2 separate regions of the Homo sapiens genome follow, and region 1 is linked to region 2. A link is an interaction called in ENCODE POLR2A ChIA-PET data of the cell type or tissue named here. Cell type or tissue: OCI-LY7. All regions are shown on one strand. Each heading gives the region's core, and the rest is flanking DNA. Links, peaks and the distances in the headings are about the cores only. Region 1 has its middle 31 kb from the start of HHEX. Region 2 has its middle 59 kb from the start of EXOC6.

Region 1 (4,397 bases), core at 66-4,065, 130 kb before region 2:
CCACTGCATTCCAGCCTCGGGAACAGAGTGAGACTTTGTCTCTAAATATATACAAGTCACTAAACAAACCACTACAACCCACAGCAAGTAACAAAAACCCTGAGGAGTGAAGAATCTGGTTTCCAGAGTTAATAGTAAAGTAATATTCAGCTTTCAACAAAAAACTGTGAAGCATGCAAAGAAAGTATAGCCCACTCAGAAAAAATTAGAATAAACTATCTGAGGAAGCATAGACATTGGACTTTAAGACAAAATTTGTAAATCAACTGTCTCAAAAGTGCTCAAAGAGCTAAGGGAATACAGGGAAACAATGTCTCATAGAGATTGTCAAAGAAATTATAAAAAGGAACCATAAAAATTAGCTGAAAAGTGCAATAAAAAAAAGGGGGAAAAAATGGTTCTAATAGCAGATATGGCCAGACAGTAGAAAGAATCAGTGAAGCTGAAGGTAGATCAATTGAAATTATCCATCTGAGGAGCAGAAGAACAAAGGAAAGAAGCAATTTAAGAAAGCTATGGATTACCACCAAGCATACCAACCTTTGCAAAATAGGAGTTTCAGAAGGAGAGGAGAGAGAAAGGGGCAGAAAGAATATTTGAAGAAATAATGGCCCCAAACACCTCAAATTTGTGAAAACACTTGAATGTACCCATCCAAGAAGTTTGCAGAACTCCAAATAGGATAAGTCAGGAAAGATCCATGTCGAGACATATATAAACTGTCCAAAACTGAAAAGAGGATCTTGGAAGCAGAAAGACAGTGGCAATCAGAGAAATGCAAATCCAAATCACAGTGAGATACCACTTCACATCCAGAAGGATGGCTATAACAAAAAATACAGAAAAAAAAAAGTGGTGTTGGGGATGCTGGAAAATGGGAGCCTTCTTGTTTTCTGAGATGGAGTGTCGTTCTGTCACCCAGGCTGGAGTGCAGTGGTGCTATCTCAGCTCACTGCAACCTCCACCTTTTGGGTTCCAGTGATTCTCCTGCCTCAGCCTCTGGAGTAGCTGGGATTACAGGTGCTTACCATCACACCCAGCTAATTTTTTTTCTGGCTAATTTTTATATTTTTAGTAGAAATGGGGTTTCGCCATGTTGCCCAGGTTAGTCTTGAGCTCCTGATCTCAAGTGATCCACCTGTCTTGGCCTCCCAAAGTACTAAGATTTCAGGCGTGAGCCACCCCGCCCAGCCTGAAAATGGGAACCTTGTACATTGCTCATGGGAATGTAAAATGGTTCAGCCACTGTAGACAAAGAGTTTGGTGGTTCCTGAAAAGATAAACAGAATTACCATATAGCCCAGCAATTCCATTCCTAGCTGTCTTCCCAAGAGAAAAGAAAACATGCATCCACAAAAATTTATACACAGATGCTATAGCAGCACTATTCACAATGACCCAATGGTGTAAACAACCCATCAATATATGAATGGATAAACAAAATGATTATATACGTATGATACATTACTCAGCCATAAAGATGAAGTACAGATACAGGCTACCATATGGATAAACCTCAAAAACATTATGCTAAGTGAAAGAAGACACAAAAGTTCACATATTCTATGATTCCAGTTTTATGAAATATCCAGAATAGGTAAATTCATAGAGTCAGCAGACTGGTGGTGGTTAAATCTGGTGTGAGGGGAATGCAGAGTGACTGCTTAATGGGTATGGGATTTTCTTCTGGGGTGTTGGAAATATGTTGGAACTAGCCTGTAATCCCAGCACTTTGGGAGGCCAAGGAGGGCGGATTACCTGAGGTCAACAGTTTGAGACCAGCTTGAGCAACATTGTGAAACCCCGTCTCTACTAAAAATACAAAAAATAGCCAGGTGTGGTGTCGGGTGCCTGTAATCCCAGCTACTCGGGAGGCTGAGGCAGGAGAATCGCTTGAACTTGGGAGGCAGAGGTCACAGTGAGCCGAGATTGCACCACTGCACTTCAGCCTGAGTGACAGAGTGATACTCTTTTTCTTGTTTGTTTTTGAGACAGAGTTTTGTTCTTGTTGCCCAGGCTGGAGTGCAATGGCGCAATCTCGGCTCACTGCAACCTCCGCCTCCCAGGTTCAAGCGATTCTCCTGCCTCAGCCTCCCGAGTAGCTGGGATTACAGGCGCCTGCCAATATGCTCAGCTGATTTTTGTATTTTTAGTAGAGACAGGGTTTCTCCATGTTGGTCAGGCTGGTCTCGAACTCCCGACCTCAGATGATTCACCCACCTCGGCCTCCCAAAATGCTGGGATTACAGGCAGGAGCCACTGCACCTGGCCAGGGTTCTTACACTATATATGAATCAGTATAATAATTTTTGAAAGTAGACCATGGTTAATTCATGATGTATATTGTAAGCCTTTGGGCAATAACTAGGCAAAAATTTTAATGGATATAAAACAGATTCATAAAAGTACTCAGTTAATTTTAGAATTACAGAAAATGAGGAAAAGGGGACAAAGAACAAAGAAAATAAACAGAAAAGAAGTAGCAAATGGATATATTTAAGCCCAATAACATTAAATGTAAGCGGTTTAAATAAACTAAAAGATAGATCATCAGATTGGATAAAAAGTAATTATAATCTATCTACAAGAAGCCCACTTCAAATAGAAAAGATATATACAGATAAACAAGAAAAGGATGGGAAAGATACACAAACCCTCATCAAAAGAAAGCTAGAGTGTCTATATTACTACCAAAGTTGACTTTAGAATGAGGAATGTCACCAAGGATAAAAAGGAACATTACATAATGATAAAGATGTTAATTCACAAAGAGGTATAACAATTCTACATATGTACGTACCTAACAACAGAGGTGCTAGAAACTGACAGGACTGAAAGGAGAAATAAACAAATCCACAGTTATAGCTAGAGACTTGAGCATTTTAAGTAACAGAACTAGAAAGAAAATCAATAAAGATATTGAAGACCTGACAACTCTGTCAACCACCTTGACCTAATGAATATTTATAGAACAATATACCCAACAATAGGGGAATATATTATTTGTGAAGTGCTTGAAACATTCAAACAATATGAACTATATTCTGGGTCATTAAAAAACAACTCCACAAGTTTTAAAGAATTGAAATCATACAAGTATGAAGTCAATACATACAACTTGAAGTCAACAATACACACAACTTGAAGTCAATACAAGTCATACAACTTGAAGTCAATAATACATAGTTGGGGATTTTCCAACTATGTATTATTGACTTCAAGTTTAACTCAATTTTAAGTCAAGTCTAATTCCCCAAATATGTCCAAATATTTGGAAATTAAACAACACACTTCTACACTTGATCTTAGCCAAAAGGCCGAGAAACGATAAACAACACACTTCTAAACCTACTCATCAAAGAGGAAATCACATGTAAAACTAGAAAAATTTAAACGGTGGCTTGTGCCTATAATCTCAGCTACTCTGGAGGCTGAGGCAGGAGGATCACTTGAGGTCAGGAATGTGAGAGCAGCCTGGGCAACATAGCAAGACCCCATCTCTAGAAAACAAAAAAATTAAAAATTTGGCTGGGTGCAGTGGCTCACGCCTTTCATCCAACACTTTGGGAGTCAAAGGCAGGCAGATCACTTGAGCATGGGAGTTCAAGACCAGCCTAGGCAACCTGGTGGGACCCCCATCTCTACCAAAAATAGAAAAAATTATCTGGGGGTGGTGGAGCATGTCTCTATTCCCAGCTTCTTGGGGAGGCTGAGGTGGGAGGATTGCTTGAGCCCAGGAGGCAGAGGTGGCAGTGAGCCGAGATTGTGCCACCGCATCTTGGCCTGAGTGATGGAGTGAGATCCCATTTCAAAAAAAAAAAATTAGCTGAGTATGGTGACACACACCTGTAGTCCCAGCTGAGGCTAAGGCAGGAGGATCACTTGATACACATATGCATACATACATACATATATGTATGTAGGTGTAGTTATATAATATATATAGGTATGTACAACTATAAATTTCTTCCTCAGCACTGCTTTAGTTACATCCCATAAATTTTGGTGTGTTGTATATTTGTTTCATTCCTCTCATAGTATTTTATAATATCCCTTGTGACTTTTTCTTTAACCAACGGGTTATTTAGGAGTGTGTTGTCTAATTTCCTCATATCTGTGAACTTCTCAAATGTCCTTCTGTTGTTTATTTCTAATTTTGTTCCATTATAGTTGGAGAAAAATACTTGGTATTACTGCAGTCAATTTAAATGTATTGAGATTTGTCTCATATGTCATAGGCCTAACATATGGTCTATCCTGGAAATGTTCCATTCCCACTTGAGAAAAATGTATCTTATACTGTTGTTTGGTAGAATGTTCTATAAAAATCTGTTAGGTCTAATTGGATTATAGTATTGTTCAAGTCTTTTATTACCCTCTTGATCTTCCGCCTATTT
Region 2 (4,397 bases), core at 153-4,152:
GAGTTTGAGACCAGCCTGGGCAACATAGGGAGACCCTGTCTCTGCAAGTAATTTAAAAATTAGCCAGGCGTGGTGGCATGCACTTGTGGTCCTAGCTACTCGGGAGGCTGAGGTGGGAGGATTGCTTGAGTCTGGGAGATAGAGGCTGCAGTGAGCCATGACTGCACCACTGCACTCCAACCTGGGCGACAGAGTGAGGCTGTCTCAAAAACAAACAAACAAACAAAAACTTAAAAAAATGTTTTGTGTGCCTGCGTGTGCAGCAGTTAGAATGACAGCTGAGGTAAAACACGTATTACAAGCTTCTTCCTTGCTGTTGTTCTCTCATCTGCTTCCCCTTCCCGTTGCAGCAAGGAACCTGTCACCTGCACTGCCTGGTTTTGGTAGACAATGCCCAGGTGGCGGCGTCTTCCCTCTGACCTCACCACACCTGTGCCTCCGTGCTGCTGAAGCCCTCTCTGGGATAGGTTGGGACATTTGCTCCTGTCGCTTTCACACGTCTTTTAGTAACTCTTTTCTCTTTTCTTGTTTCAGCACATGAGAAACTTTCTCCTGCTCATCTGCTTTTGTTAACTAAATGCAGGAGCAGGCAGAGCTGTCTTTACTGCAGGAAGCCACACACACCTGCAGACCCGCCTCTGCCATCTGGTCCTTGCTTCTCCAGGTGTGGTCGGCATCCCTGGGAAGCTTGTTTACACAAGCTTCTGGGGTCTCACTTTCGGGGATTTTGATTCATAGGAATAAGGTGGACTTAGAAATCTGTGTTTTAATAAGCACCCCCAACCCTTCCTCAGAGATCTTACTATAAAGCTCAAGAACCATTCATTGGTCCAGGTTCATCTGGTCTAGGAGAGTATGAAAGGGAAGCGTAATGAAAGCACATGTTCACTCATGGCTGCCCTTGACTTCCTTTGGAATTCTCACTCCTTTTGGCCCCAGTTCCATGGGTCTTTGTACAACTGGCTGCTACCACCATGCCTGGCTCTGGGGCTCTTCCATTCCCTTGGCTTGGCTGTGGACAAATACATACTCTCTTTGGCCTGGTGCAGCTGTGGATGCCTGCCAATTGTTTTCTAGTCGTTGCTCTGCTGCTAAGAATTAGTTCACACCAAGTTTTGATCCCACTGATTGAGAAGAAGCCCAATCAGGGCTCCTGATTATGGTGGCTAAGAGCATGGTAGTTACGGTCTTGGCCATGGAAGTTGGAGGGACCTGAGTTTAAATCTCAGCCCCACTCAGTAACATGGCTGTGTGGTTTAAGTCAGACACAGGATCTTTTTGGGCCTCTACTTTCAGATCTGCAAAATAGGATGAAGATATTTTCTGTACCTATGTCAAAGAGTTGATGAGTGGGAAGAATGAAAACATATTCTAAAGGTAAGATTGTGACATGACTGTTGTGCTATAGAGAAAAATATTCAAATTGGTTGCCATGATCCCTTAGAAATTAAAAGACTCCAACATTCTTTTATGTTGAGAGAAATCCCCCAGTATTCTGGAAGTAGTGGGGAGGATGGAGAAATTTTCCTTTATGGGAAACTTAGAAAAAAAAAAGTTGAAATCAATGAAAGCTGACCACCTACCATGAAACTAAGATCAAAGCTGTTCTCTTTCAAATGCAAGAGGAGAAGTTAGCTGGTTGTGTTTGTCTTTCTTCATGTGGGGTGTCTTCTCAGGGCTTGCCACTTGCGGAGTGTGAGCCTAGACAGTGGTCAAGGCAAACCCATATCCTCCCTTGTAAAATGGGAAGGACAATTGCAGGGTCCATCTCAAATTTTATTTGTTAGTTGATAGACACCCATTGTCAGGAAGAAAACTGCTCTCGAAGAGCTGGAGGCCTTCACACCTGCCAGCTGAAGCGTTTGAGGCTGTACCGGCTGCTTCTGAGAAGGCCCTAGTTGTCACACTTGAGCAACTGAGCATCTGGGTGGCTGGAAACCCAAGAACGGTGCCTAGCTCGGCTCTGTCCGGCCTCGAGTCCCCTCATCCCAGACTGAACTGCTGGGGGTGCCCTCTGGAGGTTTATTCGTTTTGGTCTCCTGGTGTTGAAGAATCTGGCTCCTTTTCTTCTTCTTCTGTTTTTTTAAAATTATTTTTATTTCTTATTGATTAAGGCCTCCAGCTTTGCAAAAGAATCTGCCCCCTGCTTTAAAAAACAAAAAAATATTTTTTCTTTTTCTTTTTTTTTGAGGCAGGGTCTCACTCTGGTTACCCAGGCCGGAGTGCAGTGGCCCGATCTTGGCTTACTGCAGCCTTGACTTCCTGGGCTCAAGTGATCCTCCCACCTCAGCCTCTTGAGTAGCTGAGACTACAGTTGTGTGCCACCATGCCCGGCTAATTTTTGCATTTTTGTAGAGACAGGGTTTCACCGTGTTGGCCAGGCTGGTCTTGAACTCCTAACCTCAAGCCATCTGCCCACCCCGGCCTCCCAAAGTGCTGGGATTACAGGCATGAACCACCATGCCCAGCCTGGCCCCTGCTTTTAACAGGATCACTAGCTATGCTCAGCTGGAGTCTACCGCATGCAGTAGGTGCAAACCTGAGCCTATAATTCTGTGCTTTAATTGTGCAACAGGACTTTGAAGCAGGCCTTTCCCAAACTGGTGGTGTGCAGGGGAAATGCCTTGTAGATATTGCTCACAATAGGGAAATCCTCTCCAGTATACTCTGACTGGGGCAGAAATCCTCAGTAAAGGGTTGGGCTTTGAGAGGTATTTCAAAAGAGAGATTAACACTTGTTGTAGAAGTGCTAATCACTGATTGAATTAATCAAGGGCCAAACTACAAGGTGTTCACAAGAAAGATTAGTGACTTCGGGTGTGAATATTCGAAACCAGTATTGGGAAGCCCGGGCCCTGAGGTTTTCCTGAGCACACAACAAAAAAAGGACAAATAGAAGACAGGGTAACGAACGCACCTAGCAATTTCTCCCTAGGCAGTGTTTAGGAATCATTGTTGGAAATATTAACTATCAAGTACATATACAATGTTTAATTTATAATAAGCACTCACACATGTCAGGTTTTGTTATCCCTTTTGTCTACTAAGACCCCTTATTAGAAATTTCAACTGAGAACTAGAGCAAAACATTTTTTTTCTTTAGAGAGAGAGAAAAAGACTGGCTCAATTACTTTTTTAAACATTGAAGAATAGTTTGCCTGCAGGAAAGTTAATAGATCTTAAACAGTGTAAGTTCAACTTCTTTTATAATAAAAGATTGGGAAACAGATTTCAGTGCTACAACATACGGTAAAATGATTTTGTACTTCCTTTCTAGAAAAGGGGATCTGTAATTAGAGAACCAAATAACCAAGGACGTATAACCTGAAAGTGAAATTAGAGCATGTAAGGAAATGGTTGCTTCAAACAAACAGCTATGTCCAAATCACTGAGGCTGTAGGAAATGGTTTTCTAGGAAGTCTGTATTTGCAGGGGACACAGTGGGAGGGAGTGGGGAGGAGGTGGGTACCTGGTGGTGGTTTCTTAGAGAACAAGGAGCTTTGAGAATGAAGTGTTAATTTTATAAGAATATGATGAACAAATCCAAAAGAAGGAAACAAAAAAAAGAACAGAAGGAGATAATATATTAAGTGGAGTTAACTTGGAAAAAGTCATTTAAAAAAATCCAGGTGGGGCCGGGCACAGTGGCTCACGCCTGTAATCCCAGCACCTTGGGAGGCCAAGGCGGGTGGATCACCTGAGGTCGGGAGTTCCAGACCAGCCTGGCCAACATGGTGAAACCCCCTGTCTACTAAAAATACAAAACAAACAAACAAACAAGCAAAAAACCGGTCATGGTGCTATGCGCCTTTAATCCCAGCTACTTGGGAGGCTGAGGCACGAGAGTCGCTTGAACCCAGGAGGTGGAGGTTGCAGTGAGCCAAAGTGGTGCTACTGTACTCCAGCCTGGGCGACAGAGTGAGACTCTGTCTCAAAAAAAAAAAAAAAAAAAATCCACGTGAAACAATTGATAGGTGAATGAGTGCTTTCTTACAACTGAATAGAGGAAGGAGGAGGACACTTACATTTATTAGGCTTTTGTAGGGCCATTGAAGGACAAGGAGGGGTAAAACCATAATATACTTTAGGCTTCCAGCCCAAAGAGGACTTCACATTTAGACAATTGTAGACTAAAGAACTTGAGTAGATGATCCCTTGTAAACATCACTGTAACATACTACAAGGTGGGTAATATTACAGATGGGAAAACAGAAGCTCAGTTTAAAGTCCTGGAAATATCAGTGTACGTTTTGAATGTAAACCAGCCAAAACGGATCCAAAGTTGTGGAAACATGCATCTAACTTTTCTTAGATGGAAAAATTTGTTTACGATACAAATACAGTAATTTATACAATTATTCAGGTAATTAGCAGGTTTAAAATTTTTATCACCTAGA

What was found. ChIA-PET counts read pairs that join two places held together with the same protein. Peaks named below come from ENCODE experiments on the same cell type or tissue, not always from the same donor. Only the 100,000 strongest peaks of a DNase experiment are listed, where the experiment ranks them.
Region 1: POLR2A ChIA-PET joins it to region 2 with 7 read pairs; 2 of 35 experiments call an interaction of 5 or more read pairs at or near these places.

What each region holds. Positions count from the first base shown.
Region 1 is chr10:92,657,214-92,661,610 of GRCh38, forward strand. It overlaps the pseudogene RN7SL644P and the pseudogene LOC124902594. Among named protein-coding and RNA genes, the nearest start is that of HHEX, 31 kb to the right of the region's middle. In OCI-LY7, for the core only: no CTCF peak of the experiment used is centred there; no DNase peak of the experiment used is centred there.
Region 2 is chr10:92,787,315-92,791,711 of GRCh38, forward strand. No RefSeq gene overlaps it. Among named protein-coding and RNA genes, the nearest start is that of EXOC6, 59 kb to the right of the region's middle. In OCI-LY7, for the core only: CTCF peaks have their summits at 495 and 2,018 (motif pointing left); DNase peaks (open chromatin) are centred at 487 and 1,897; H3K4me3 peaks cover 674 bases; H3K27ac peaks cover 854 bases.